Linked DNA regions of Homo sapiens: region 2 is linked to region 1. Evidence: read pairs that join two places in POLR2A ChIA-PET (ENCODE). Cell type or tissue: Panc1. All regions are shown on one strand.

The links. Peaks named below come from ENCODE experiments on the same cell type or tissue, not always from the same donor. Only the 100,000 strongest peaks of a DNase experiment are listed, where the experiment ranks them.
Region 2: POLR2A ChIA-PET joins it to region 1 with 6 read pairs; 4 of 35 experiments call an interaction of 5 or more read pairs at or near these places.

What each region holds. Positions count from the first base shown.
Region 1 is chr19:39,065,113-39,069,112 of GRCh38, forward strand. No RefSeq gene overlaps it. Among named protein-coding and RNA genes, the nearest start is that of ACP7, 17 kb to the right of the region's middle. In Panc1, no CTCF peak of the experiment used is centred here; no DNase peak of the experiment used is centred here; H3K27ac peaks cover 679 bases.
Region 2 is chr19:38,935,458-38,939,457 of GRCh38, forward strand. It overlaps LOC124904713 (a long non-coding RNA gene), which reads right to left. Exons shown (of 2, transcript XR_007067253.1): 2 at 1-1,395. Among named protein-coding and RNA genes, the nearest start is that of MRPS12, 6.5 kb to the left of the region's middle. In Panc1, no CTCF peak of the experiment used is centred here; no DNase peak of the experiment used is centred here.

The DNA of each region.
Region 1 (4,000 bases):
AAATTATACCTCACTCGAGTGGAATAAAACAAATTTTAAAATATCTGCATAGAAACTTTAAAAGTATAGATTTGGCCAAGCATGGTGGCTCAGGCCTGTAATCCCAGCACTTTGGGAGGGCAAGGTGGGTGGATCACCTGAGGTCAGGAGTTCAAGACCAGACCAGCCTGGCCAACATGGAGAAACCCCACCTGTACTAAAAATACAAAATTAGCCAGGCGTGGTGGCGGGTGCCTGTAATCCCAGCTGTCTGGGAAGCTAAGACACAAGAAGCGCTTGAACTCGGGAAGCAGAGGTTGCAGTGAGCCAAGATCTTGCCACTGCACTCCAGCCTGGGCAACAGAGCAAGACCCTGTCTCAAAATTAACAAAAAACATAGACTTGTTCTAGAAAGCAGATAGAGATCTGCTAAGGCCTTGAAATCAATTAAGTGGATTTAGACCAGCATTTAAAAACAAAAGCAAAAACAGAAGAGATTAGAGGCTGGCACTGCCCACATTGTGAGTCTTGCACAAGTTATATAAAACTTTTTTTTTTTTGAGACAGAGTCTCACTCTGTCACCCAGGCTGGAGTGCAGTGGCATGATCTCAGCTCACTGCAACCTCCGCCTCCTGGGTTCAAGCAATTCTCCCACCTCACCCTCCCGAGTAGCTGGGATTACAGATGCGTGCCACCATGCCCGGCTAAATTTTTTTGTACTTTTAGTAGAGACGGGGTTTCACCATGTTGGCCAGGCAGGTCTTGAACCCCTGACCTCAAGTGATCCACCTGCCTTGGCCTCCCAAAGTCCTGGGATTACAGGCGTGAGCCACCGCAACTGGCCAAGTTTTGTAAACTTTAATTATGTAATAGATATACATATATGCATGTGTGCTAGGTTGTGATATAAGTACATGTCTTATTTTGAACTGTAGTCAAAAACATTGAAAAAACTAAAATGGTACTTGCCAGACTTTCAAACATAGATCTCTTACCTCTTTTGCAGCAATGTCTGAGATATGATTAGATCATCATGATTTTATCCGAGAAGACTGACAGTCAGAAGCTTGTGTTTGAAAGAGGATTAAACGTGGTAGAGTGAGTTCTAATAACAGAAATCACAGGGATGGGGAATAAAAAGAGTGTTGGGGTGAGAGCTGAATGCTCATCGTTCATAATGATGTCTATATTTGATCAATCCAGAATTAACATGACAAACCTGGAAAAATACTTCCAAATTGCATCACATGCAAAGGGCTAATTTTAATAGATTTCCCACAAATGAATAAGAAAAGGAACAATCTCATCAGGGGAAAAAATACACAGAGAATGTGAACAAATAGTTCATAGAAAAGGAAATAAGAATGGCTCTTAAGTCCGGGCGCCGTGGCTCACGCCTGTAACTCCAGCACTTTGGGAGGCTGAGGTGAGTGGATCACTTGAGGTCAGGAGTTCGAGACCAGCCTGGCCAACATAATGAAACCCTGTCTCCACTAAAAATACAAAAATTAGTCGGGCGTGGTGGTGGGGGTCTGTAATCCCAGCTACTCGGGAGGCTGAGACAGGAGAATCGCTTGAACTCAGGAGGCAGAGGTTGCAGTGAGCCGAGATCGCACCACTGCATTCCAGCCTGGGCAACAGAGCGAGACCGTCTTTTTTTTTTTTTTTTTTTCTGAGACGGAGTCTCGCTCTGTCACCCAAGCTGGAGTGCAGTGGTGCGATCTCAGCTCACTGCAAGCTCCACCTCCCGGGTTCACGCCATTCTCCTGCCTCAGCCTCCCGAGTAGCTGGGACTACAGGCGCCTGCCACCGCGCCTGGCTAATTTTTTGTATTTTTAGTAGAGACGGGGTTTCACCATGTTAGCCAGGATGGTCTCGATCTCCTGACCTCGTGATTCACCCGCCTCGGCCTCCCAAAGTGCTGGGATTACAGGTGTGAGCCACCATGCCCGGCTGCCACACACTTTTAAATGACCAGATCTCTTGAGAACTCACTCACTACCAAGGGGATGGTGCTCACCCATTCATGAAGGATCCACCCCATGATCCAATCACCTCCCACCAGGCTCCACCTCCAATGTTGGAAATTGCAATTCAACATGAGATTGGTGGTGATAGCACCTAGACTATATCGGCCACGGTACCTAGAGCATAACGTGCAGTGATGAAAAACAAATCCAACAGCTTGTCAAGGTCATCAGTGACTTCCATGGTGCCAAATCCAAAGTTCAATTCTTTTTTTTTTTTTTTTTTGAGATGAAGTCCCTCTCTGTCACCCTCTCTGTCCAGGCTGGAGTGCAGTGGTACAATCTCAGCTCACTGCAACCTTGGCCTCCTGGGTTCAAGCGATTCTGCTGCCTCAGTCTCCTCTGTAGCTGGGACTACAGGCATGTGCCACCACACCTGGCTAATTTTTGTATTTTTAGTAGAGATGGGGTTTCACCGTGTTGGCCAGGCTGGTCTCAAACTCCTGACCTCAAGTGATCCGCCCACCTCAGCCTCTCAAACTGCTGGGATTACAGGCATGAGCCACCGCACCCAGCCTCAATTCTTATTTTCTTTTCTTTCTTTTTTTTTTTTTGAGACAGTCTTACTCTTGTCACCCAGGCTGGAGTGCAGTGGCCAATCTCGGCTCACTGCAACTTCCACCTCCTGGGTTAAAAAGATTCTCCTGCCTCAGCCTCCCAGGTAGCTGGGATTACAGGCACCCGCCACCACTCCCGGCTGAGGGCCTCGTATTATAAGAATATTTGTGATTGCATTTGGAGCCTACATGGATTATCCAGGATCATCTTCCCATTTTAATATTCTTTTTTTTTTGAGATGGAGTTTCGCTCTTGTTGCCCAGGCTAGAGTGCAATGACACGATCTCAGCTCACTGCAACCTCTGCCTCCAGGGTTCAAGTGATTCTCCTGCCTCAGCCTCCTGAGTAGCTGGCATGTCCGCAATTTATTCCTTCTGATGGGTTCTTGGTCTTGCTGACTTCAAGAATGAAGCCATGGACCTTCCTTCGGGGTGAGTGTTACAGCTCTTTAAGACGGTGTGTCTGAAGTTTGTTCCTTCAGATGTTCACATGTGTCTGGAGTTCCTTCCGGTGGGCTCATGGTCTCACTGACTTCAGGAGTAAAACCGCAGGCCTTCACAGTGAGTGTTACAGCTCTTAAAGGTAGTGTGGACCCAAAGAATGAGCAGCAGCAAGATTTATTGTGAAGAGCCAGAGAACAAAGCCTCCACTGTGTGGAAAAGGACCAGAGCAGGTTGCCACTGCTGGCTCCAGTGGCCAGCTTTTATTCCCTTATTTGGCCCCGCCCACATCCTGCTGATTTGTCCATTTTACAGAGTGCTGATTGGTCCATTTTGCAGAGTGCTGATTGGTCCATTTTATAGAGTGCTGATTGGTGCGTTTACAATCCTTTAGCTAGACACAGAGTGCTGATTGGTGTGTTTTTACAGAGTGCTGATTGGTGCATTTACAATCCTTTAACTAGACACAGAGCGCTGATTGGTGCGTTTACAATCGTTTAGCTAGACAGAAAAGTACTCCAAGTCCCCACTCGACCCAGGAAGTCCAGCTGGCTTCACCTCTCACTGGGATTACAGGCATGTGCCACCACACCCAGCTAATTTTGTATTTTTAGTAGAGATGGAGTTTCTCCATGTTGGTCAGGCTGGTCTCAAACTCCCGACCTCAGGTGATCCACCCACCTCAGCCTCCCAAAGTACTGGGATTACAGACATGAGCCACCACCCCCAGCCTCTGTTTCTTTTTTTTGGGCACCAGTAATCCCAGCTACTTGGGAGGCTGAGGCAGGAGAATCACTTGAACCCAGGAGGCAGAGGTTACAGTGAGCCAAGATGGCACCACTGCACTCCAGCCTGGGCAACAGAGCGAGACTCTGTCTCAAAAAAAAAAAAAAAAAAAAAGAGAGAAAAAAACCTGAGGGTGCTGTTATAGAAGGTGCAAATGTGCAAATGGCCACTGTGAACAGCCAGTGGACCCTGCTGCACCTTTCCTCCCC
Region 2 (4,000 bases), 130 kb before region 1:
ACAGATCGCTCATGCTATTGTTTGTGGTACAGGAACCCCTTTAAGCCGTTTTCCATCCTGGGTGAGCCAGGTGTTCCTTGCCCTCATTCCAGTAAACCCACGACCTTCAGGGTGGGGGTCATGGCCATCATGAACATGTCACAGTGCTGCAGAGATTTTGTTTATGGCCAGTTTTGGGGCCAGTTTATGGCCAGATTCAGGGGCCTGTTCCCAACATGTCCCCTTTTTTGTTTTGCAAAGTGATAAAAGCAAAGGCAGCTTTGTCACGGTGAGCTACTTCTCACAGGAGTCAGGATCCGCATCTGCACACTATACAAAGACAAACAACACAGAGTAAAAGCACAATCATCATTGAAATCACAGAGCCTCCAAGTGTTTTTATCCATTTGAATGGGTTACTAGCTGCTAATCTGTCTGCAGCTCCTTCAAGCACTCCAGTTCCTGGCATTAAGTTCACGTGTGCCTGGGATACTTTAAATATTTGTTCTTTCAATTTTGCAATATCCAAATACAAGTTTGTAGAGTGGCCTTCTAGATGCTTTTTTATTCTTTCCCAAATTTTGATTTTATTAAGAGCTATTAACAGTTTCCACAAATGCTTATGTTTAGCTCCTAGAGCAGGCCATATCATTTGAGGCTGAGGTGCCACTATACTGCCATGGTTCCAGATAATAGGAACTCTTGCTGTATTTCTTACCATTTCTATCATCTGACCATTTTGTTCAGATGAGCTGATCACAGTGTGGCCATGGCATGCAGACTGAGAGGTGCAGTTCAAGCTAAACATCCCCATAGGTGACCAATTAATAATGATTCCATAGGAATTGTTGTGCAGCACCTCTGCCTGTTCTGCAAAGCAATCTTCCTAAACAAGTACGTTCATTTTTGCTAACTGGGTCCAATCCTGTTTACAAATATGTTTTTGAGGGCAGTATGCCTCAATTATAGGAGCAGATTTATTATGAGATCAGAAAGCTTGTATAACTGTGTCATAGAGTGATTACATCCAGGCATTATTGCCAGCCAAGATTGATAAATATGCCCAATAAGTATAATTGTCCTCTGTGTCAGCCCTTATTGAAGGAATACTCATGGCAGTGGTGATCATCGCTATCATAGCTACCATTAAATTACTCATTGCGACTGGTTGTCCCACTTTCCTCAGGTTTTCTTCCACCATCTGTGACAGCTTCTTGATCTGTCTCCAGGTGGGTGGCTGTGTTTGACAGGTGTTGCTCGTGACAGTTGGGGTCTTCCTCAGCGTCAGTCTCGACATGGCTGCAACCGGGGGTGGGGGGGGTCCTCAGTTTCCTCCCGGAATCTCTTCCTCAGCATCTGGCTCATGATAAGGTTTCAGGTGTCTTGATGGTATCCAAATCGGCTGTTGAGTCAGTCCTGGAGAAACACAAGCATAACCTCTACCCCAAGTTATTATTTTACCTATTTCCTAACTTTTTGTTATTGGATCTCTCCACCAAACTAGTTGTTCTGCTTCTGTCTTTGCAGCTGGTTTCTGTAGATGCTGTTCAGCTACTGATAGGATCTGGCCTTTAGGCAGGCTCAAAAAATTTAAAGTTAACAATGCTAGATTCAGTTGCATATGGGGTGTCCCGTAGTCCTTGTTTTCCCCCCTTTTTTTTGCTTTTGCAACTGCTGTTTCAGGGAGAGATTCATTCTTTCCACTATGGCTTGTCCTTGAGAATTATATGGGATACCAGTAATGTGTTTAATATTCCGTATAGAGAAAAATGTAGCTAGAGCTCGGCTAGTGTAGCCTGGGGCTTTATCTGTTTTAATAGAAGCTGGAATGCCCATCACTGCAAAACACTGCAAAAGGTGACGCCTGGAAGAGGTGTATGAGCCCTAATGTGAGTGATGTAAAAAGGGTGCATTCTACTCCTAACTGCTGTTTGCAGTTGGGTAAATAAAATCATCAGTTGTTCATCTGCAGGAAATTGTAACTGAGCATTTTCAGTTAATTGTGTGGAATGAATCACGTATGAAGAGTCAGAAATCACATTAATAGGCATATGAAAAGCAGTCACTACCTCAATTACAGCTACAGGCTCCACTTTTTGAGCTGAAGTATAGGGCATCTGAAAAACTTTACTTTTTGAGCCAGAATAAGAAGCTTTACCATTACTAGACCCATCTGTAAAAACATTTTCAGCACCTTCAATTGGTTTAAATTTAGTTATTTTAGGGAGAATCCAATTAGTTAATTTCAAAAATTAAAACAGTTTTGTTTAGGAAAATGGTTATCGAGAATACCCACAAAGTCAGCTTAATTGGTTTGCCAAGTAAGACTATTTATAAAAGCTTGCTGTATTTGTGCCTTTGTGAGAGGGATAATAATTTTTCCAGGATCATATCCATGTAATTTAACAATCCGAGTTCTCCCATTTCCTATCATAGTAGCAATTTGATCCAAATAAGGAGTTAGAGTCCGTGAATTAGTATGTGGAAGAAAAAGCCACTCTACAAGATCTCACTCTTGAACAATAACACCAGTAGGTGAATGCTGAGTTGGAAAAATTAGCAAATCTAGAGTCTTCTCTGGATCTAATCTATTTATTTGAGCTTTATGGACTTGCTTTTCGATTAGCCGCAGCTCTGCCTCAGCTTCTCTTGTTAATTACCGAGGGCTTGTGAGACCAGGATCTCCTCTAAGGATAGAAAATAGATTACTCATGGCATAGGTAGGAATGCCTAGAGCAGGTCGTATCCAATTAATGTCCCCTAGTAATTTTTGAAAGTCCTTTAATGTTTTCAATTGATTCCTATGTATGGTTGCTTTCTGTGGCACAATGGTAGTGTCATTTACTAAGGTCCCCAAGTAGGAGTAAGGAGTAGTAGTCTGAATTTTGTCAGGAGCTATAATTAAACCAGCGCAAGAAATCGAATTTTGTAAGTGATCATAACATTGGAGTAATACTTCTCGAGTGGGGGCAGCACAAAGTATATCATCCATATAATGAATAATGTAACACTGTGAAAACTTTTAACGAGTAGGTTCAATTGCTTGCCCTACATAAGTCTGGCAAATTGTTGGGCTGTTTAACATGCCTTGTGGCAATACTTTCCAGTGAAAACGCTTAGCAGGCTGCAGGTTGTTTACTGCAGGAATTGTAAATGCAAACTGTTCACAGTCTTGCTCAGCTAAGGGGATAGTAAAGAAACAGTCTTTTAAATCTATGACTATTAAAGGCCAATTTTTTGGAATCATAGCAGGAGAAGGCAATCCTGGCTGTAATGTACCCATGGGTTGTATAACTGAATTAATGGCTCTTAAGTCAGTTAACATTCTCCGTTTATCTGATTCTTTTCTTAATTACGAAAACTGGAGAATTCCAAGGGGAAAATGTTGGAGCTATGTGTCCGTTTTCTAATTATTCAGTAACTAATTCCTCTAAAGCCTTCAGTTTCTCTTTACTTAGCGGCCATTGTTCTATCCAAATTGGCTTATCTGTTAACCATTTTAAAGGTATAGGTTCTGGAGGCTTAACAATGGCCGCCATCAAAAATAATATCCTAAACCTTGGCGGAAACTTGTATTTCTGCTTGAAGCGGTTCCTTCAAACCTTGTAAATTTTTTCCTAGTCCCATACTAGGGACATACCCCATTTCATGCATCATATGTTGACTTTGAGGGCTATATAATTGTTCTGGAATTAGAACTTGTGCTCCGCATTGTTGTAATAAATATCTTCCCCATAAATTTATAGGTACAGAAGTTTTGGTTGAATAGTCCCAGGTTGTCCATCAGGCCCTTCACAATGCAAAATATAACTACTTTGATATACTTCAGGGGCTTTACCAACTCCAACTATGTTAAACTGAGCAGGTTGAATTGGCCATGTGGACGGCCATTGCTATAGAGAAATGAAATGTCCGCTCCTGTATCTACCAAACCTTTATATTTCTTTCCCTGAATAGTTATTTCACAGGTAGGACGTTTATCAGTAATTTGATTCACCCAATAAGCTGTTTTGCCTTGTTT